Regions from separate parts of the Homo sapiens genome. Here region 2 is linked to region 1. Evidence: chromatin loops called from intact Hi-C (ENCODE). Cell type or tissue: mammary epithelial cell. All regions are shown on one strand. Links, peaks and the distances in the headings refer to the core of each region. The heading gives the core; the rest is flanking DNA.

Region 1 (8,000 bases), core at 1-8,000:
TTTTTGCTCTGAAAATAGTGTTGTGATCAGCATTTTTGCACATGTGTGTGAATTTTCTTGTGAAATAGATTCCCAGGGAGAAGTTTCTGCAAAATGCTTCTTGAAAGAGGTTATATCAGTTGTACCTACCCATGGTGAATGCAATGCTAATTATTCAGTAGTCTGTCTCTTTCCTTGTTTACCAGCTGCTGGGTAGAAAATAGGCTGTCTCTTTAATTTCTATCCTATAATCACTCATGAGGCTGAGCACTTAAAATCTGCTCATTGTCACTGATATTTCTTATGTGAATCCTCTCTCCTGATGATGATGATGATGATTATTGTTTGAGACAGTCTCACTCTGTCGCCCAGGCTGGAGAGCAGTGGCACAATCTTGGGTCACTGCAGCCTTGACCTCCCTGGTGGCTCAAGCGATCCTCCCACCTCACCCTCCCGAGTAGCTGGAATCACAGGCGTGCACTACCATGCCCGGCTGTGTTTTTTTAATTTATTTTTATTTTTTTATTTTTTATAGAGATGGGGTCTTACTTTGTTGCCCAGGCTGGTCTTGAACTCCTGGGCTCAGGTGATCTGCCCTCCTTGACCTCCCAAAGTGTTGGGATTACAGGTGCGAGCCACTGCTTCCAGCCCTTGTTATTTCCTGTTGGACTGTTTGTCATGTCTTGTTTGGTTGTGTTTTTCTTGCTGATTTGTAAGAACTTTTTATTTCAGGCGTAGTTATCCTGTGCCTCTGCTTTGCTTGCAGTATTTTCTGTCAAGCTGATGCTTGTCTCTTGGTTCAACTTGTACAGTACATTTCATAATTCAGAAATTGTAAATCTTTTTTTCTTTTTTTGAGACAGGATCTTGCCATGTTGCCCAGGCTGGTCTCAAACTCCTGGGCTCAAGTGATCCTCCTGCCTCAGTCTCCTGTGTAGCTGGGATATAGGCACTTGCCACTGTGCCCAGCTTCAGAAGTTTTAAATCTTTGTGATGCAGAATCTGACAATCTTTACCTTTATAGGTTGGGAGTTTTGGGCAATGCTTAGGCTATTTCCAATTATTTAACGTATCTTTTAGCATTTTTCTGGCTTTGGTTTTATGGTTGGCCTGTTCATCTGTCTTTTTTAGTGTTTGCAGTGCTAATTTTATTCCACATCATTAGCCATTTGTCCCCATACCAACTATTTAATGGTCTGTATTTCCCCATTGATTTGAGACAACACTTGTATTATATATAACTTCTTTTTTTTTTTTTTTTTTTGTGACAGAGTCTTGCTCTGTTGCCCAGGCTAGAGTGCAGTGGTGCAATCTTGGCTCACTGCAACCTCCACCTCTCGGGTTCAAGCTATTATCCTGCCTTAGCCTCTTGAGAAGCTGGGTTTACAGACATGCACCACCATGCCCAGCTAATTTCTGTATTTTTAGTAGAGATGGAGTTTCGCCATGTTGGCCAGGCTGGTCTCAAAATCCTGACCTCGGGTGATTCACCTGCCTCAGCCTCCCAAAGCGTTGGGATTACAGGCGTGAGCCACCGCACTCAGCCTTATATGCCAAATTCTTATTTACACTTTAACATTGCAATGTGTGTTTCATGCTTGACTTCCCGTTAAATTGCTTTCTTTTTTTTTTTTTTTTTTTTTTTTTGAGACGGAGTCTTGCTCTGTCACCCAGGCTGGAGTGCAGTGGCGCAATCTTGGCTCACCACAACCTCTGCCTCCTGGGTTCAAGCGATTCTCCTGCCTCAGCCTTTCTTGTAGCTGGGATTACAGGCATGAGCCACCATATGCGGCTAATTTTTTGTATTTTTAGTAGAGACGGAGTTTCACCATGTTGGCCAGGCTGGTCTCGAACTCCTGACCTCAGGTGATCCGCCCGCCTCGGCCTCCCAAAATGCTGGGATCACAAGCGTGAGCCACTACACCCGGCCTAATTTGCTTCCTTTCTTTCAAGTTGATAGCTCAAAATGTTGACTTCCAAAGGTTTTTAGTTGTAAATTGAGTCAGAGTTCCCACAACTTGTTTCGCAGGGGTAAGGATAGGTTTTTACCAGGGAATTACTGAGTATTCTTAGTCCATTTGAGTAGCTTTGCTCCAGGAGGGAAGAAGAAAAAGAAAGAATCCTAGGAAAGGACATCTGTCTCTCAAGAGTCCATTTCCTTTCATCAGGAAAGCAGTATCTTTTCAGGAAACTCTACACAGTAGACCTGTTATTATAAAACAGTAAAACACTGAAAAAGTTTAAATTTTTAAACAACATGTTTTTCAGAATGTATCCTCATCTTTAAGCAACACATGACTTACGTGTACATGTATACAGACAAACACACACACATCATTTAAGCAACTCAGGTGTTATGAGGGAAAAAACAAGTGTGTATGGGGGGCAGATTTAAATCCAGGTGAGTAAATTTGAACACCTACATTAAACCTTCAGTTCTCTATGTTTATAGAATTAAGTTCCACAGCTGATGTAACTGACTTCAGTCTGTAAAGTCAAGCCTGCCTTGTAGGATCTTATGGGGGTTCCTATTTGTATGTATTCATATTTGGTCAAGCATTTGGAATAATGCCTGGCACATAGTAAGCACTTGGTGACTTGATTAAAGAAGTCAATGAGGCACCAGGCTTGATCCTTATAGGCCAGGTGAGCAGGGAGGCCCCTTTTCATTCTTTGATGCCTCAGATGAGGAAATGCCTGTTGGAGGGGATTTCACACCTTTCAGAAGAAGGCCCCATTGTTCCAGTTGACGCTCGTGGAGACAGGTCTCAGTCAGTAAATGCTTCTTGAATGAAGCATTAGGTGGTTGGACCAGATCTGTCTTTCCCGTGGGAGGAAAGTGAGATGATTTTAGGTGTTACACAGATGCTTATCATTTTTGTAGTTAGCTATTTATTACAGTGTTGTGTTAGAAAATGTTAGGCAGCACCTCAAACCTAAGTATTTTTAAAAAGTGAGTGATTTAAAGACACACTAAATTGAACAGGTGGCATGTGAATGTCATGGAAACTGAAAGCATTTATGGATTGAAAGAAGACTGGGAAAATCTTTGAGGTCTTTCCAAATCTGAGATGTTTGATTTTTTGAATCTAGGCTTTGAATATGAAATCAGGATATACAAATAGAAGTGATGTTCTCTGGGTTTTGGGAGCAGAGATGTGTAATGGAAATTGACAGGCAGAACTAGATGCACAGTGTCATGCAGGGTGCAGAGATAACAGTGTATTAACACTTTGGTGTCTGCTGTGGGCAGCCTTGCATGTGTATGTATTCTCTAACAAAATTGGGAACATCCTACACATACAATTTTGTGATTAGGTTTGTTCACCTGATACTATAACTCTGTGTTCAGTGTTCCTGCAGAGAAATCTTTGTGCCCATACTTGATTTTCTTAGGATTAAATCCTAGAAATGGGATTGTGTGGTCATTGTGTACGCATGTGTTTCAGGCCTTTTATACTTGTCATCGCAGTGCCTTGCAGTGTGATTGTGCCAGTTTAAGGTTCCGGCAGCTTGAGTGCCCTCTTCCCTATCCCTCTCCAAAGCCAAGCTAGATTAAATAATAGTTTTGTTGGGTCGGGCGCGGTGGCTCACACCTGTAATCCCAGCACTTTGGGAGGCTGAGGCGGGCGGATCACGACATCAGGAGTTTGAGACCAGCTGCCCAAGGTGGTGAAACCCCGTCTCTACTAAAAATACAAAAATTAGCCAGGCGTGGTGGCGGGTGCCTGTAATCCCAGCTACTCGGGAGGCTGAGGCAGGAGAATTGCTTGAAACTGGAAGGCGGGGGTTGCAGTGAGCCGAGATCACGCCATTGCACTCCAGCCTGGACAACAAGAGCAAAACTCCATCTCTAATAGTAATAATAATAATAATAATAATAATAATAATAATAGTTTTGTTGCCAATTTGTTCAGCAGTTGGTTCACTTACTTTCCAACTGATGTCCTATAAATCCTAAAACTTGCTGCTTGTCTCCCTTCAGAACTGCCATCAGCAGCGCCCGACAGCACTCTCCTCCTCACTGCCCAACACTGGGTGGCAAATCTTTTCATCTTGGCCACTCTGATAGGCTGGACAGTGAGGTCCTTCTTCCTAGGGCGCATGGAAACCTGTTGCAGTCACCTGGGTTTGCGGAGTGGGAGGAGGAAAGTGTTAGGGGCACTAGGAGGTGGGAGCCGGTGGGAGTTGCTGGCTGGGTGTGTTTGCATTATGGACCCGTGCATCTCACCACTCTCTACCACTGTGCACCACTGTGACCACGGACAGGGTGCTCCTGAGGTCAGTCCCAGATGCCCTCCAGACCCTGCGTCCTGAGCCTGCTTCTCCCTCTGGCCTCCTCCCCAGTTTCTTACTGTCCTCCGGCCTCCCTGCCTCCTCTCTGTACTGGAGGCTCAGGTGTGTTCCCCGAGTCTTTCTGCCTGCCCTTCCTTCTGTCTGGAATGCCTTTTGGACACCTGACTCTCCCATTCTCCAGGGCTCGCCACGGCCATCCCCTTCTGAGAGAGGCCTCCCCCGTGACCGTCTTCCTCTCTACGAGTCACTGCCTTCATTCCTCATCATCTTGTAATTATCTGCCTCTCCTTTCTCTCCTTGTTTACCACTGTACCCCCAGTGCCTAGCACTTGGCAGACACCCACATGTTCCTTGGCTACACTAGTCGTATTGAACAGTGTAAAGAATCTGGAGGTGAGAGGATAGAACCTGCTCTTTATTATCCAAGAGTCCAGCAAGTTATGGCTTCCAGAGGGAGGCAAATTGATCAGGTTTTCAACAGAGCTGCTTAGCAGCGGGGCGAGTGCCTTCCTTGGGGAACTAGTAGTCAAGCAGTGACTTGATGTTGCTGCCTTGGTTCTTGCACGGGATGTTAGGGTTGATGAGATCATTTCTAAGGTCCCTTCTGATCCTTAAAACTGTGGGATGAGTATTCTCATCTGTGGGTTGCTGGGCTACCATTCTTGTTTCAACTGCAGATGTAGCTTTTACCACTAGATGACACTATATGATTTCTTTGAAATCAGTGTTTCCCAAACTGCCAACCACACAGAGGAAATACATTTTTCATTGCACTTACACCCTCAACACACACTTGAAACAAAAGTAGGCTGGGCACGGTGACTCACGCCTGTAATCTCAGCACCTTGGGAAGCGGAGGTTGGAGAATCACTTGAAGCCAAGAGTAAGCATCATAAATGTCTTAATCCTTACTATATGTAATGCATCCTATTTTTTATTTTACTTGGTTCAACATTTAAAAAAGTAATGCAGGTTTGCAAATGAATTGATTTTATTGTATTAATGGGTCATGACTAACTGAAAACCATTTTTTTAAGTATATTGTTATAAAACTGTGTGGGTATGCTGTTTTCCTTGGACAGTCTGGGCTTGTATAACAGATCGTGTCCATTAGTGAGTATTTTCCATGTTTCTGTGGTGAGTTGCTGCATGGAGCAGCTGAACATGTGCTTCCTTTTGGGTGTCTATGGATGGAAGAGGTTGGGAGATTGTGCAGAATTCAACACTTATTGTAGTCAGGCCAGAGGTAAGCCTTAGTAGCAGATTTAAAGCTGTATTATTTACTTCTAGAAGCTGAGAGACATGACACACCCATACCCTTAATTTCACCTTACTTAGCAGGCAACAAGAAATGGGGGCATTACTCAGGGTATCATTAGGATGCTTTGGGCTGCAAGTAACAGAAGCCTGACTCAAATTGGCTAAAAGGGTGAAGGCACTTATCTCACAAAATCGATGTTCAGAGGTAGAGCAGTCTGCAGGCCCACAGCAGCTGAGCATGGCCTTCGGGATCCCGCTTCTTTTCATGAGTCCTCAGTCATCCTAAAGCTGGTTCTACTCATGGTTGCAAGAAGGCTTCCTGTGCTAGATGAAGCCTTAATTCCTTGTAGTATAGACTGGCTAGAGAGAATTAAGGCTACTGTGGCATTTTCCACATTGTTTTGTTCGTGCTTGCTTTGTTCATTTCTTCCTAGTTTCCCCACTATGACCTCCCTAAGAAGAGTGAAATGATTGGCACCTAATACAGAGTCAGGAGAAACACTTGGTTAATTCATGCTGTTTGTCAAGTGTTTCTAAGTCTCCCTTCCTCTGGGCACAGGCTTTTTCATTTAGTGGAATTAACTGACTAGCTCTGGCCATGAGTTTGCAGAGTGAATAAATGGCTGCACATCTTCTGTATGAAGCATGAAGTGAGGCTATTTGCTATGTAGGGTCCTGGGAAGTGAATTAGCAATATGAGGGAAGGGAGTGAGAAGGCCCACTGTGGAAAATGTGATGGGTGGTGTAACGTGAACATAAAGATGAATGGATGGCTGCGTCTTCGCTTGTGTAACAGGGCACTAAATGTGCACTTGGCCTTTTGAGGTGGATGGTTGGTTTTCGTCGAGTTCCTTGATCTGGTTCCTGGGAACTTGGCAGTGGACCTTGGTCTGAACCTACTCAATCTCTACTCACCTTCCTCCTTTTTTCTCCCTTCCAGGTTTGCAGTAAGCATTGGCTACTGGCATGACCCTTACATACAGCACTTTGTGAGACTGTCTAAAGAGAGGAAAGCCCCTGAAATCAACAGAGGCAAGTGACCATCTCCCTCCCCAACAGCACCTCATCAGCTACCTGAGGTTTTAGGGGTTCATTCTTGAAGGAAGTCGTGGTGTGCTCCCTTTCCAGCTGTGCGCAAAAGTGCTTATTTCCCCAGATCTTCACCAACACGGTGTGTTATAAACTTGTTTGCAGCCATAAAAAGGAATGAGATCATGTCCTTTGCAGGGACATGGATGAAGCTGGAAGCCATTCTTAGCAAACTAACAGAGGAACAGAAAACCAAACACCGCATGTTCTCACTCATAAATGGGAGTTGAACAGTGAGAACACATGACACAGAGAGGGGAACATCACACACTGGGGCCTGTCAGGGGTGGGGGGCAAGGGGAGGGAGAGCATTAGGATAAATACCTAGTGCATGCAGGGCTTAAAAATCTAAATGACAGGTTGATGAGTGACAGGCCCCAGTGTGTGATGTTCCCCTCTCTGTGTCATGTGTTCTCACTGTTCAACTCCCATTTATGAGTGAGAACATGCGGTGTTTGGTTTTCTGTTCCTCTGTTAGTTTGCTAAGAATGGCTTCCAGCTTCATCCATGTCCCTGCAAAGGACATGATCTCATTCCTTTTTATGGCTGCAAACAAGTTTTATAACACACTGTGTTGGTGAAGATCTGGGGAAATAAGCATATATATATGGCATATATATACCTATGTAACAAACCTGCACATTCTGCACATGTATCCTGGAACTTAGAGTAAAAAAGAAAAAAAAAAGAACACAATATCTACTTCCACATTAAAATCACAATAGTTTTTGAAATTTTATTAAATTTAATGAATTCAAAAAAAAGTATTAATCTTCTTTAATCTGTCATGTGAAAAATGGTATCTTACTGCAATTTTAAAAATGTTTCTCCTATTTATAAGTGACGTTGAGGATCATTTTCATGTGTTTGAAGCCCATTTAAATATCTTTCACTGTAAACTGTCCCTATCAGGAATCACTTTTTTTTCCCCAATGAGAAAAATACATAAAGCTTTATTTTTCACATGTGTATTCCTACACTAATTGGATAAATATGGAGAAACTGCTTTATAGTACAGGTATGAGGAGGAGAGTCTCTTAGAATTTACATCAGACTTTTCCTCTGGTTGGTTGGTTGCCTATGGCTCATCTAGGTGTCTGGACTAATTATGTGGATTTAATTGGGTTTTTCTATAAGGAGACATTCCAAAGGCTTTTGTATATTTCAGGCTGAGCATATCTTAGTTTTCACGCCTCTTGTCTGTGTATGTGAATCTTCCCTAAGGATGGAAATTGAGGATTTCTGCCCAGTTGCGCAGCTTGAGGGTTTTAAGTCTAGAGGACGTGGGTCTTTTACAGCTTTGTTGATGTTCCTCACTGTGGGTGGGAGGGAAAGTGTTGTGAGACCTGGTAATTCTCAGATGAGGGAGGGCTCAG
Region 2 (15,414 bases), core at 3,454-11,453, 100 kb after region 1:
GGATCACCTGAGGTCAGGAGTTGGAGAGCAGCCTGGCCAACAGGGTGAAACCCTGTCTCTACTAAAGATACAAAAATTAGCTGGGCGTGGGGGCAGGCACCTGTGGTCCCAGCTACTTCGGAGGCTGAGGCAGGAGAATTGCTTGAACTGGGAGGGAGAGGTTGCAGTGAGCCGAGATTGTGCCACTGCACTCCAGCCTGGGCAACAGAGTGAGACTCCATCTCCAAAAAACAAACAAACAAACAAACAAACAAAAAACAAACCACATCTCTTTAGACGTCCAAGGGAGGCTGCAAGTGAAACAAAAAGTACATGATCTTCCCTTTGGACGGATCTGAGATTGAAGGCAACCTTTATCACTTCTTAGCAGGGTGACCACAGCAAGTTGCTGAAGCCTCTGTGTGCAGTGGTATAAATATGAGTAATAATAATAGCTGATGTTTTTTGAATGCTAACTACATAGATACTACTATGGGCTGTACAAATATTAATTCTTAATATCTTTGCAATAGCTTTATCAGGCAGAGATCATTGAGGCACAGAGAGGTTATGTAACTTTGCCAATGCCACACAGCTCTTCAGTGGCAGAGTTGAGCTTTGAACCCAGGCCAGCTGGCTGGAAAGACCATCTCTTTGGCACTGCAAATACTGCCTCTCTGTTTGGCTTTTTTGACAAATATTTATTCAGCACCTATTGCGTGCCAGACACTGACTTTGAGGTTGTTCACTGGATCCAGGATAAGCTATGTATGTAAGTTATAAGCACCCAGCACAGCCCCTGGCACACAGTAAGTGTCAGAGAAATATATGCTGAGTGAACAATGAATGAATGAATGAATGTGTCTTGATTGTTTTATTGCTAATGAGTGTAAACCAGGAAATGTGTGGTTTTCGTCACCTGGCCCTCCTGATAGAGCCATGCTCTGGGTGACAGTTTCTCTCCCCTTTGGGGCTCCCCTGGGAAGCCGCCTCACCCTGACTTCATCTGTGTATCTCAGCAGAGCCCAGGCTAAGCTACTTGAGGCCAAGTAGGCCTGGCTGCCCCTCTTCCCAACCTGTGGAGTCTGAGCACTGGCTGGTGCTTTCAAACCATGCATGGAGGTCAGGCGCAGTGGCTCACGCCTGTAATCCCAGCACTTTGGGAGGCCGAGGCAGGTGAATCACCTGAGGTCAGGAGTTCGAGACCAACCTGGCCAACATGGTGAAACCCCGTCTCTACCAAAAATACAAAAATTAGCCGGGCGTGGTGGCAGCCCCGTTATCCCATCTACTTGGGAGGCTGAAGCAGAAGAATCGCTTGAAACCAGGAGGCGGAGGTTGCAGTGAGCCGAGATTGCACCATTGCACTCCAGCCTGGGTGACAAAGGGAGACCCTGTCTCAAAAAAAAAAACAAAAAACAAAAAACAAATCAAATCAAACCGTGCATGGAGCTTATCTGAGGGCCTGGGCCCAGAGCTGAGCCAGACAAGTTGGGGTAGCTGGTCTCGAGCTATCAGGGTGTTGGACAAAGTCCTTTTGGGCAGAGCTGAGGTCCTCTGCCCAGTCTCAACTGAATGTCCTATGTCCTTTGGAGGATGGGTAAGCTCATTGGTGGGCTCTTTACATTAGGGGGGCACTTTGGTTCTCAAGTGACATGGGGAGTCTTGGGGTCCCTTTCTCTCTCATTGGGGAGTATCCATTCCTGGAAACCAGATGGATTCAGGAGGCCAAACTGTGACAATATTTCCTCCATCAGAGTGGGACTGGTTGGGACACTGATGTGAGTGCAGCCACCCTGGCTCTGGGGCCTGGGCTGGTTGAACATCTTGGTGAACACGAAGGCTCTTTACCCATGAGCCAGGGGGTGGCTGATCAACTGCAACCTGCCCTTTGACCTCAGGTTCTGACTTGTCTAATTCCCTTCCACACCCCAAACTCCCAATCCCAATCCCTAACCTGGTCATGAACCTCCAACTCCACCCCGTGATTCTCAATGCCATTTTCAGCCTGAACTCCAAATCTGCATTTTACACCCATCACACTTTCAGACCACAAGTAGGGTTTTCACTGGCTGAGCAGTTCAACCAATCAGGAGGTCTTATTCAGGGCCTAGCTACTCATAAAGGGAGACCCGGGCCGGGCACGGTAGCTCGTGCCTGTAACCCCAGCACTTTGGGAGGCCGACGTGGGTGGATCGCTTGAGGTCAGGAGTTTGAGACCAGCCTGACCAACATGGTGAAACCTCGTCTCTACTAAAAATACAAAAATAAGCCAGGCGTGGTGGCACACACCTGTAGTTCCAGCTACTTAGGAGGCTGAGTCAGAAGAATTGCTTGAACTCAAAAGGTGGAAGCTGCAGTGAGCCGAGATCACACCATTGCACTGCAGCCCGCGCGACAGAGCAAGACTCCGTCTCGTAAAATCAAACAAATCATAAGGGGAGGCCTGGATACCGCTCTTGGGCTACTAACTTGGAGCCTTGGTATCTCAATCTGACCTGTGGCCACATCTCTGAAGGGCTGGAGGGAGGCTTGGAGGGAGTCAGGGAGGAGTTAAGGGATGGTCTCCCTACACGCTCTTCCTCCAGGGCCATCCTGGGGGCTGGGCTTTGGACTTAGAGGCTGCCCTTTATCTCTTACCCTCTGCCTGGCATCTCAGGGAAAATGGAAGCAATTTGGTGCCTCTTTGTATTTGAGCTGGGCCCCGGACTGACTCTTGCCCTGAGAGGCCAGCCTGGTGGGTTGGCTGGGACACACTGTCTCAAGTGCCAGCCATGTGGTCAGCCCTGGGCTCATGACTTCCTCTGCTCTTGTGGGTTACAGTGGTGGACACTTCAACCCTGCGGTGTCCCTGGCAGCCATGCTGATCGGAGGCCTCAACCTGGTGATGCTCCTCCCGTACTGGGTCTCACAGCTGCTCGGGGGGATGCTCGGGGCTGCCTTGGCCAAGGTGGGTAAACCCCAGGGGCTGGGCTAGTCTTCCTCTCTGATGGGGCTGCTGGAGGTGCATATGTGGGTGTGTGTGTGGGACAGTGGGGAGTGGGGAAATGTCCAATCTTTTGCTTGTTTCTGCCAGTGGAATTGGTGGACGTTTTTCTTCTCTCTTTCTTTCTTATTGCATTTTATTGTATTTTTTATTTGTTTGTTTTTTTGAGATGGAGTCTTGCTCTGTCACCCAGGCTGGAGTGCAGTGGCCTGATCTTGGCTCACTGCAACCTCTGCCTCCTGGGCTCAAGCAATTCTCCCACCTCAGCCTCCTGAGTAACTGGGATTACAGGCGCATGCCACCATGCCCAGCTAATTTTTGTATTTTTAGTAGAGACGGGGTTTCATCATGTTGGCCAGGCTGGTCTTGAACTACTGAGCTCAAGTGATCTACCTGCCTTGGTCTCCCAAAGTGCTGGGGTTACAGGCATGAGCCACTGTGCCCGGCCTCTCTTTTTTATTTTAGAGATAGGGTCTCACTCTGTTGTCCAGGCTGGAGTGTGGTGGTGCAATCATAGCTCACTGCAGGCTCGACCTCCTGGGCTCAAGTGATCCTCCTGCCTCAGCCTCTTGAGTAGCTGGGACTACAGGTGTGTGTCACCACACCCAACTAATTTCCTCTGCCTAGGAAAACCAGAGACCTTTGTTCACTTGTTTATCTGCTGACCTTCCCTCCACTATTGTCCTATGACCCTGCCAAATCCCCCTCTGTGAGAAACACCCAAGAATTATCAATAAAAAATAAATAAATTAAAAAAAATTTTTTTCTGTAGAGGTGGGCTCTCGCTGTGTTGACCACATTGGCCTCCAACTCCTGGCCTCAAGTGATCTTCCTGCCTTGGCCTCCCAAAGTGCTGGGATTACAGACATGAGCCACCGAGCCTGGCCAGCCACAGAGTTTTCATAGCTTTATGCATAAATCCATGGATAGACTTTCTCCCTTCATCCCTCTTTTTCTTTTTTTTCCCTCTCTTTCTTTCTTTTCTTTTGCCCTTAAGTCTTGGTTCAGCCAGGGATACTTCAAGCCCTTCAAGATGTGGGCCTTGCTTGGTGTGTGTGTGGGGGGTGGTGGATGGGGGAGCTCTGTCAGCTTGGCTGTGATAGGGTCTGAAGCTGTAAGTGCTGACCCACCGCAGACTTTGTTCTCAAGCCTCACTTTACTGTCATCCCCTGCTGTGGTCTCTCCATGTCCCAATTTGAGAGCCACAGCCTGTTCCCCTGTCTATGGAACACGCCCGGGACCTTCCTTCTCGGCTTCTGCTCTGAAAAGCAGTGGCCAGACTCGAGCTCAAGCCCTGCCACTTAAAACCTGTCAAACATGGTTCTGACAGCTGCGGGGCAGCAGGGTTCCCTAAGCACATTCTTCCTGCTAAATGTTTTACACATATTCTCTTATTTCATCTCCCAGCAACTTTATGAAAAACCATAGTCAGTTCATAGAGAGCGCTTACCTTGTGCCAGGCACACCAACGGCCTTGTCTGTGAGCTGGGAGCTGTCAGTATCATCCCTATTTTATAGATGAGAAAACAGAGGTGCAGAGAAGCAGGTAACTTGCTCAAGTTCAGACGTGCCTGTAAGCAGCACAGCCCCGACTGGATCCAGAGTCCAGAAGCTTGTGCACTGCACTGTCTTTCCCCTTCGGGGCTGTGATAGCCCTGAGGCCGATCGCCCATAGAAATAATTGAGCTCAGGCTTCAGGGCTCTCCTGCACATGCCCCTTCCACGGTCCTGTGGGGGCTTAGCAATGAGTTCACCTGATCATATGTGTTTGTAAAGTTTCTAAGAGTAAGGTATTTTTAGCCACGCATGGCGGCTGGTGCCTGTAATCCCAGCATTTTGGGAGGCAGAGGCGGGAGGATCACTGGAGCCTAGGAGTTCCAGACCAGCCTGGGCAACATAGTAAGACCTTCCATCTCTACAAAAAATTTTAAAAAAAACATTAGGTGGGCATGGTTGGTATGTACCTGTGGTCCCAGCTACATGAGAGGCTGAGGTAGGAGGAACACTGGAGCCCAGGAGGTCCAGGCTGCAGTGAGCTATGATCGTGTCACTGCACTCCAGCCTGGGTGACAGAGCTAGACTCTGTGTCAAAGAAAAATAAAAAGATAGTTTATGTTCTTTTTCTCAAAGAGGATCATCTAAGTTACATAAGTTTTAGGTCTGTAACCTGGAGCCATGACTGGGTTATCCCCATTTTTCTTTTTCTTTTTCTTTTTTTTTTTTTTGAGACGGAGTCTTGCTCTGTTGTTCAAGCTGGAGTGCAGTGGTGTGATCTCAGCTCACTGCAACCTCTGCTTCCAGAGTTCAAGTGATTCTGGTGCCTCAGCCTCCTGAGCAGCTGGGATTACAGGTGCCTGCCACTTCACCCCGCTAATTTTTGTATTTGTAGTGGAGATGGGGTTTCACCATGTTGGCAAGGCTGGTCTCAAACTCCTGGGCTCTAGTGACCCACCCATCTCAGCCTCCCAAAGTGCTGGGGTTGCTGGCGTGAGCCACCACGCCTAGCCCCATTACTATTTTTCAGCTGAACAAAGTGAGGCTCAGAAAGGTTCAGTAGTTCACGCAGGGTCGCACAGTAAAATCTGGCAGAGCTGGGATGTGGATGCAGGTATATCTAACTGAAATTGGACATAACCCTTCACTGGCTCTTAAGGTGGGTAGCATGCGTTTTTTAGGCCCTCTCCCCTCAGTTTCCAGCTGTCTCTCTGCCCCACTGTGAGGCTCAGCAGCTTCTCTGTGCAGGCGGTGAGTCCTGAGGAGAGGTTCTGGAATGCATCTGGGGCGGCCTTTGTGACAGTCCAGGAGCAGGGGCAGGTGGCAGGGGCGTTGGTGGCAGAGATCATCCTGACGACGCTGCTGGCCCTGGCTGTATGCATGGGTGCCATCAATGAGAAGACAAAGGGCCCTCTGGCCCCGTTCTCCATCGGCTTTGCCGTCACCGTGGATATCCTGGCTGGGTGAGTGTCCCTTGGCAGTGGGGTGACCATGCCCAGATCTGTGCTGTTCAGCTCTGGGGGATTTCAGGCCTGAGGGTCACAGATTCAGTTGCTATTAGGGGCCAGGAAGGTGCTGCAAATGGGGAGGGGGGCTGGCATCAGGCAGACAACAGGGAGTGGTGGGGACTGCAGTGTCAGAGGTGCTGCAGTCAGTTCAGCTCTTGTCAATTATTGCTGGGTACATGGGTCTGGGCTGATGCTTTCATTCAAAGGAAGTCAGAAATTTAAATCTGTATGTGATGTTTTCCAATGTTGGTAGCGTAAATACAACATTTCTGTGAACTGTGTTCATTCGGTCAGCGGGCAGCCGGGTTTTAGCCTCAGGCTTACAAAGAGCATGTGTAGCTGTTGTCTCATTTATTTTTAGACTCCCAGCAGGCTTTGGAAGGGATTAAGTAGACAAGATTGGGGATGATGTCTCCCGTTTTATAGATAAGGAAACTGAGGCTTAGAGAGGACAGAAGTGACTTATTTAAGGTCAGTGGGCAGTGGCAAATTAAGTGATAGATTTGGGACAAGAGGCTGAGTGAACCCTTTTAATTTTTGTTGTAGAGATAGGGGTCACGCTCTGTTGCCCAGGCTGGTCTTGAACTCCTGGCTTCAAGCCATCCTCCTGCGTTGGCCTCTCAAAAGTACTGGAATTACAGGCATGAGCCACAGTGCCCAGCCCAGGGAGCCCCTCCCTAATGTCTGACTCTTTCCTTTCTTTTGGACACAGAACCAAGTCTAACCTTTCTCCTGGGTCAGCTCTCCCTCAACTTTGGGAGGTGGAGCCTGGGGCAGGCTGGGGAATGTGTGTGTAAAGCTGTGGCCATGCTTTGCTGCCCCCTAGTGGTCTTTGATTCACTTACAAGCCCTTTTTTTTTTTTTTAGCTCCGCTTCCCGGGTTCACGCCATTGTCCTGCCTCAGCCTCACGAGTATCTGGGACTACAGGCGTCCGCCACCACGCCCGGCTAATTTTTTTTTGTATTTTTGGTAGAGACGGGGTTTCACCGTATTAGGCAGGATGGTCTCGATTTCCTGATCTCATGATCCGCCCGCCTTGGCCTCCCAAAGTGCTGGGATTACAGGCTGAGCCACCGCGCCCCGCCTACTTACAAGCTTTTTGACTTCGAAGCTGGACACAGGGTGGGGATGAGGTCTACAGGCCCCCAGCTGGAGAGAATGGGGTAAAGACAGAGCCCCAGAACGAGAGGAGTGCACCTGGGGAAGAGTCTCCCTGTAGGATTCTGGGTCTTAAGCTTGTGGTGCAACAAGGGCCTCATCTGGACCAGCTAGATTAGTTAATGCTTTTTGTACATTAATTATATTCGAGGTGTGGGCTCCATTTGCATTTTCTCATTCACTCCTGATGACAACCTATGGGATAGTCACTTTCACCTCACCTGAACACAGAGAGGTTCATGGAGGTTCCCACACCTAGAACTATCTGGGCTGGGGTTTTTCTTTCTTTATATGTATATTTTTAAAGCTTTGTGGGTGAACCTAGTAGGTGTATATATTTCTGGGTTACATGAGATGTTTTGGTACAGGCATGCAATGCATAATTATCACATCAAGGTGAATGGGGTATTCATCCCCTCAAGCATTTATTTTTTGTGTCACAAACAATCCACTTATACTCTTCGTTATTTTATTTTATTTTTAGTTTTAGTTTTTGAGACAGAGTCTTGCTCTGTCACCCAGGCTGGAGTGCAGTGGCATGATCATGGCTCACTGCAACTTCCAACCCCCAGGTTCAAGCAATTCTCCTGGCTTAGCCTCCCCAGTAGCTGGGACTACAGGCGTGTGCCACTATTCCCAGCTAACTTTGTATTTTTAATACAGACAGGGTTTCACCATGTTGGCCAGGCTGGTCTCTAACTCCTGACCTCAAGTGATCTGCCTGCCTTGGCCTCCTAAACTGCTGGGATTTCAGGCATGAGCCTCTGTGTCTGGCTGAGGTTACATGAGATGTTTTGATACAGGTATGCAATGTGTAATAATCACGTCAAAGTAAACGGGGTATTCATCCCCTCAAGCATTTATTCTTTGGGTCACGAACAATCCTATGATACACTTTTTGTTATTTTATAATGTGTGGGCTGGGTTTTGAATCTAGGTCAGCTTGACTCCAAAAGGATTGAAACTGATTGACTTTCCTTTGTAGACTTTGGAGCAAATGTAGCTCCAGCTTCTCTTCCTGCCATCACCCAGTAGGCATTTTTGCTGGGCATTCTAGAGGAGTGTGTGGGGAGTGCTGGACTGCACGCCCAGCGGGGAGCCATGCCTTCTGCTTCCTGGTGCTAATAGCCCCTCTGCCTTCTTTAGGATCTACCCAGGAGCTCATGATGTAGGAGTTTAGAGAGGGTTTCTGGGTGGTGTGTGACTAGGCCTAGTTGGGGACATGAGTGTGAGGTGAGGTGGGGTTTGGCTGGGATCCTGGTGACCTTGGTGCCTGGGTGTTTGCAGGGGCCCTGTGTCTGGAGGCTGCATGAATCCCGCCCGTGCTTTTGGACCTGCGGTGGTGGCCAACCACTGGAACTTCCACTGGATCTACTGGCTGGGCCCACTCCTGGCTGGCCTGCTTGTTGGACTGCTCATTAGGTAGGAGTGTGACACAGGGTCACCGGCCCATTGGATGGGCACTTGGCAACATCTCCCAGAGAGTCCGGGACTAGAGGGCTAGGCTCTCACTTGGGTTTGGAAGAGAAAAGAGGGAGCCTCTTTAGAGGCAAAGAAAATGGCTCCATCTAGGAGCTTTGGTTGCAAGTGACAGAGATCTATTTCAAAATAGCTTATGTCATAAAGAGGAATTCATTGGCTCACATCATCAAAAACTTCACAGGTAGCAGTGGTTTCAGGTGGCGCTCAAACAATGTCTTTAGGACTTGGTCTTTCTCCTTTTCTTTTTTTGACAGTTTCCCTCTGTTGCCCAGGCTGGAGTGCAGTGGTGTGATTCTGGCTTATTGCAACCTCCGCCCCCGGGTTCAAGAGATTCTCCTGCCTCAGCCTGCCAAGCAGCTGGGACTACAGGCGCCGCCACCACGCCCAGCTAATTTTTATATTTTTAGTAGAGTCGGGTTTTCACCGTGTTGACCAGGCTGGTCTCGAACTCCTGACCTCATGTGATCCACCTGCCTGGGCCTCCCAAAGTGCTAGGATTATAGGCATGAGCCACCGCGCCCAGCCAGTTTTTGTGATTTTTTTGGTAGAGATGGGGCTTCACCATGTTGGCCAGGCTGGTCTCCAACTCCTGACCTCAAGTGATCTGCCTCCCAAAGCGCTGGGTTACAGGCGTGAGCCACTGCACCCGGCTTCATTTAATTCTGGGCTTTCAGAGTGGCAGCAATGAGCATCTTCAGGAAAAGGGTTAGAAACCAAGCAGGACCCGGGCATGTGGTTCACGCCTGTAATCCCAGCAGTTTGGGAGGCCAAGGTGGGTGGATCACTTGAAGTCAGGAGTTGGAGACCAGCCTGGCCAACATGGTTAAAACCCTGTCTCTACTAAAAATACAAAAATCAGCCAGGTGTGGTGGTGCTTGTCTGTAGTCCCAGCTACTCGGGAGGCTGAAGTATGAGAATTGCTTGAACCCAGGAGGTGGAAGCTGCAGTGAGCTGAGATCATGCTACTGTACTCCAGCCTGGGTGAGTGAGACTCTGTCTCAATTAAAAAAAAAAAAAGAAACCAAGCAGGAAACTGTCTCTCTCTCTGCAAGGGGATCTGGCTATTAAGGCTGGGGAGGCTCAGGAAGTCATCTTTCTGGAGACTTCTGAGCCTGGAGACATGACGAAGGGCTGGGTCTCACCTCCGGGGCAGAGACCTTACTGGGTCATCTTTCTTGCAGGTGCTTCATTGGAGATGGGAAGACCCGCCTCATCCTGAAGGCTCGGTGAAGCAGAGCTCGTGGGATTCCTGCTGCTCCAGGTGTCCTCAGCTCACCTGTCCCAGACTGAGGACAGGGGAGTTCCTGCATTTCCTGCCAGGGCAGAGGCCCAGAGGAGCGACCCCCTGCTTCCACTGCTTGGGCCTGCTTTCTCAGATAGACTGACTGCTGAGGAGGCTCTAGGTTCTTGGAATTCCTTTGTGCTCATCAGAGACCCCAGCCTGGGGAACACGCTGCCCGCACTGCCCAGAGAGCAGTGCAAACACCACAACACGAGCGTGTTTCTTGAGAGGAATGTCCCCGAGTTGGACAAGGAGGCTGTTTCTGCACATCAGCTCATTTCCCGCACCCCATTTCTTGCTTGATTGCTTTGTTGGGGGCCTGGCCACTTCCTTGCTTCTCAAGCTGACAATTCTCACTTTGCAATAAATAGTCCAGTGTTTCCTTCCACGTGCTCACTGGCTTGCCTTTCATTTGAGAAATGGGCACTGCTGAGGAGAAAGCAAGCAAAAAAAAAAGTCTGGGGTTAGGCCTTGGCTGGGGTTAGGCCTGAGCTGATCCCACAGCCCAGCTCAGAGTCCTGGGCCATGGCAGGCTCTTGAAGTTGAGGCCAGACCAGAGCCTGTCTCCACTTGGACGGGCCCATCCTGGAGCTCTGTCTGGAGCTCAGAGTGCATATTGAGTCCAACTTGGAGTCTAGTCAGAGTCAATTCCAGATCACAGACCTCAGGACCCTGCTGAAAACCCCCAGGCAGAGTCCAGGGTCTGGCTGAGTGCCCAGTGCTGTCCCTACTCGAGTGCTTGGTGCTGTCCAGGACATGGGTCAGCCCATTCATTCACTCTAGGTGGGGAGGTGGGGGGGTGGGTGGGATTGGGATGGGCTGCAAGAATTTCCTGAGGAAATATTAGGTTGGTGCAAAAAAAATTTTTTTTTTTGAGACAGAGTCTTGCTCTGTCACCCAGGCTGGAGTGCAGTGGCATGATCTCAGCTCACTTCAACCTCTGCCTCCCAGGTTCAAGCACTTCTCCTGCCTCAGCCTCCCAAGTAGCTGGGATTACAGGCATATGCCACCATGCCCAGCTAATTTTTGTATTTTTAGCAGAGACGGAGTTTCACCATGTTGGTCAGGCTAGTCTTGGACTCCTGACCTCAAGTGATCCACCCACCCCGGCCTCCCAAAGTGCTGGGATTACAGGCGTGAGCCACAGTGCCCAGCCAGTTGCCCAGCCAGCCCATTACTTTCAATGGCAAAAACTGCAATTACTTTTGTGCTAACATAATAGAATCCTGAACAAGTGACACAGTACAGGCCTGAAGAACCAGTGGCACTTGGGTGGAAGATAGGAGTATAACAGATAAGAAAGGACGGAAAGACACACCCTGGAAGTCACCCCTTCGAAGTAGAGTATGTGTCTTCTCCATAAGAATCGATGGGTCATTTATGGAAGATGATCATTATAACACCAGAAAGAAGGGCCAGGGAGAAACCACTCTCAACAACAACCGAAAACTCACCCACTTCAACAAGATGAGCAAAATGCTCACTTGAGCAAAAATGAAGAAAATCACCACTACAATAAGAGATTGTCCATGGAGGAAATAGATTCACGATATAGCCACACATCCAAACCATTCTCAGGGAAAAGGAGAATAACAAACAAGAATAACGATGACAACCCGACAGAATAGAAAAGGGGAGGAAAAAATATGATACAATCAGAAACAAGCAAATTAGGACATTTACAGAGTTCAAAATGGGTCAGCCATGGTGTTTCACGCCTGTAATCCCAGTACTTTGAAAGGCCAAGGCGGAGGATTGCTTCAGGCCAGGAGTTCGAGACCATCCAGGCAACATGGCAAGACCCTGTAACTACAAAAAATAAAAAAATTAGCTGGGCAGGTGGCACATGCTTGTAGTCTCCTCTACTTGGGAGGCTGAGGTGGGAGGATCGCTTGAGCCTGGGAGGTTGGGGCTGCAGTGAGCTATGACAGCACCAATGCACTCCAGCCTGGGCAACAGAGTGAGATCCTGTCTCAAAAAAAAAAAAAAAAAAAAAAAAAGGCCAGGCGCTCTGGCTCACACATGTAATCCTAGCACCTTGGGAGACTGAGGTGGGAGGATCACTTGAGGTCAGGAGTTCAAGACCAGCATGGCCAGCATGGTGAAACCCCTTCTCTACTAAAAATACAAAAATTAGCCAGGCATAGTGGCGGGTGCCTGTAATCCCAGCTACTTGGTAGGCTGAGGCAGGAGAATTGCTTGAAACCGGGAGGTAGAGGTTGCAGTGAGCCAAGACCATGCCACTGCACTCCAGCCTGGGCAACAGAGTAAGACCCTGCCACAAAATAAAGTAAAAGAAGAGTAAAAAATATTAAAAGTTACTATTTTGTTTGGTGAAATAATGAAATAAATCTTTGATTAATCTAGTAAATAACAAAAGATATACATCCATACATATATATACTTATATGTATATAGCTAACATTTATGGAGAGTTTATTACATGTTAGGCACTGTGCTGAATGCTTTACACGTATTATGTCGTTTACTCCCTACGACAATCCTATGAGATAGTACAGTGGGTTGAATAGTGTCCTCCCGAAATCTGTGTCAGTCTACAGTCTTAGAGTGTGACGTTATTCGGAAATAGGGTCTTTGAAGATGCAATTAAGGTACGGGTCAAGACGAAATCCCACTGGATTAGGGTGCCCTTTTCTTGTAAGAGATAGTAAAAGAGGCGCAGAGACACAAAGGAGAAGGCCACGTGAAGATGGAAGCAGAGGTTAGGGTTATACTGCCAAAAGACAGCACCAGGAGCCGCCAGGAGCAGGGGGAGGGAAGGAAGGTTCTCCTCTAGAACCTTCGTGGGAAGCCTGGCTCTGCTGACATTCTAATTTCAGACTTTCTGGCCTCCAGAACGGAGAGAGAATAGTTTCTGTCATCTTAAGCCACAAGTCTGCGGTGTTTGTTCGAGCAGTTCCAGGAAACGAATAGATAGATTCTCTCATTATTCTCATTCTGCAGAGGAGCCAGTGGAGGTTCTAAAGGATGGTGTTAATGCTAAGCTGCATGGTTAGTGCACTGGTGGGCAACTGTAGAAGGTCAGGTATATCTGGCTGCAGGGTCCATGATCTTTGTCATCATACGTTTCTGTTTCTGAATAAACGACAATATTATGTCCTCTGCCTAGTCTCCTACTTGCCTATTAGTTCCTCATTAAAAAGGGGACAGAGCCATGGTGGCGCGTGCCTGTAGTCCCAGCTACTCAGGAGGCTGACATGGGAGGATCGCTTGAGCTTGGGAGATCGAGGCTGCAGCAAGCTGTGATTATATCATTGCACTCCGGCCTGGGTGACAGAGCAAGACTCTGTCTGGAAAAAAAAAAAAAAAAGGAGGACAGAAAGACATTCATTGTTAACTCCTCATTTCAAACTTGCAATTGGATTTTAAGTTGTGGCTTTCATTTCAATTTCTAGACCATAAGCTCTCAAGAGCAAGATGGATATAAATTCATATTTGTATTAAATAACTGTACATTATGTGTTTGGCATTTGCTGAATAGAAGGGACTCAGTTCTTTTCTTTTTTTTTTTTTTTTAAACGGAGTCTTGCTCTGCCGCGCAGGCTGGAGTGCAGCGGTGTGATCTTGGCTCACCGTAACCTCCGCCTCCCGGGCTCAAGCGATTCTCCTGCCTCATGTTGGCCAGGCTGGTCTTGAACTACTGACCTCAAGTGATCGGCCCACCTCGGCCTCCCAAAGTGCTGGGATTACAAGTGTGAGCCACCGTGCCTGGCCAGAAGGGACTCAGTACTCACTGACTGGAAGAATGGCATAGGCTGATCCCAGTGATTCCCAAATTCATTCTGACCCTACAGAGTGGAATCCAAAACTGATCCAGATCACCAGGTTCATCTCTATCCCAGCTCCCTTTTCCTCAGTAACAAGGAAGTCACAGAATTTTGGGGTGTTAGAGCTAGAAACTCTATTACAGTAGTAAAATATGGTGGCTGTAAGTTTACATCCTGAGGAAGATCCAAGTTTTAATTTCAGAACTGTCACCTTTTTGCTGTATGTGCTTGAAGAAGCTATTGAAATTCTTTAGCCTCAGCTTTCTCATCTATAAAATGCAACTACTACCTCAGACTGCTTATGACAATATGTTTATAAAGCATTAGCACAATGCCCAGTATATAGTAAGTACACAATGTGTTAGCTCTTATATTTATTATCAAAGGTTTTGCAATTTGCAGGTATCAGAATAAGAATAAGGTGGGGTTTGGCAAGGAACTTCTTCTTCTTTTTTTTTTTTTTTTTTTGGAGACAGCATTTCGTTCTGTCATCCAGGATGGAGTGCAGTGGTGCAATCACAGCATGCTGCAGCCTCGACCTCCTGGGCTCAAGCGATCCTCGAACCTCAGACTCCTGAGTAGCCGGGACTACAGGTGTACATCACCACAGTGGCTAATTAAAAAAAAATTTTTTTGTAGAGATGGGGTCTCACTGTGTTGCCCAGGCTGGTCTTGAACTCCTGTCTTCAAGTGTCCTCCCACCTTGGCCTCCCAAAGTGTTGGGATTACAGGCGTGATTACCAGCCTTGGCAAGTAACTTCTAAATGGACTTGGGACATATGTATTTTCTCAGTCAAGTATTCTCATATAGGGACTATTAGGGCCTCCCAAGTGAAAAAGGTTGGAACCTCTTCATCCCGTCCAACGTCAAATTTCAAAACCCAGAGAAGCTAAATAATTTGACTTAATTACAGAGTTGTCTAGCAGCAGAGCTCAATTAGAATCCACGATCTTGGACACACATCTAGTGCCCTTTCTATTGCAACATGTGTGTACTTAATTCTCCAGACCCTTGGGGTACAAGTACCGAGCCATTTCCTTTTGCCAGAATTGTGTTGAGGTCCTCACATGCCATGTTGTTGGGAATCCTAGTATCCCTACTAGGATTATATTTTCCAAGAACCCTGGGGGTTTAAGCAAGCCAAAAGGGAAGTGTACCAATCTTTTATTAATACTTGCATGGGCTGGACGCGGTGGCTCACACCTGTAATCCCAGCACTTTGGGACGCCGAGGTGGGTGGATCACCTGAGGTTAGGAGTTCAAGACCAGCCTGGCCAACAGGGTGAAACCCCTTCTCTACTAAAAATACAAAAGTTAGCCAGATGAGGTGGCGCACGCCTGTAATTCCAGCTACTTGGGAGGCTGAGGCGGGAGAATCTCTTGAACTTGGAAGGCGGAGGTTGCAGTGAGCCAAGATGGCGCCATTGCACTCCAGCCTGGGTGACAGAGTGAGACTCCATCTCAGACAACAAAACAAAACAAAACAAAACGAAACATAACACCTTGCATGATGTCGTAGGGAAAATTTTACTTCGTGCCGCAGCTGCTGTTCTCTCCGCTGCCACATGGTGCCGCTGTTGGAAGAGGTTCTCAGAGATGCTGTATGCTATAGCCAAGTCACATTGGTGTCTTCAAAGAGGGCTCCTTTACTGATAATTCCACAACTTCCATGCCAAGCACACTTGCATGCGCCATGGACTCTGCACATGTATCCAAGCAAGGCTTATGGCCTTTC

Evidence for each region. Hi-C counts contacts between places; a loop is a spot of excess contacts. Peaks named below come from ENCODE experiments on the same cell type or tissue, not always from the same donor. Only the 100,000 strongest peaks of a DNase experiment are listed, where the experiment ranks them.
Region 2: it touches region 1 in a loop (12-fold over the local background); 56 of 110 quality-filtered maps call a loop at or near these places.

The regions. Positions count from the first base shown.
Region 1 is chr16:25,122,000-25,129,999 of GRCh38, forward strand. It overlaps LCMT1 (leucine carboxyl methyltransferase 1), which reads left to right. Exons shown (of 11, transcript NM_016309.3): 2 at 6,476-6,567. Among named protein-coding and RNA genes, the nearest start is that of LCMT1, 14 kb to the left of the region's middle. RefSeq lists a silencer at 4,150-4,392. In mammary epithelial cell, for the core only: a CTCF peak has its summit at 4,972 (motif pointing right); DNase peaks (open chromatin) are centred at 2,712 and 5,052; H3K27ac peaks cover 1,519 bases.
Region 2 is chr16:25,218,655-25,234,068 of GRCh38, forward strand. AQP8 (aquaporin 8) reads left to right here. Exons shown (of 6, transcript NM_001169.3): 3 at 2,803-2,929; 4 at 5,708-5,922; 5 at 8,414-8,548; 6 at 9,790-10,278. The coding sequence ends at 9,838. Among named protein-coding and RNA genes, the nearest start is that of AQP8, 9.4 kb to the left of the region's middle. RefSeq lists an enhancer at 15,193-15,312. In mammary epithelial cell, for the core only: a CTCF peak has its summit at 6,783 (motif pointing left); no DNase peak of the experiment used is centred there.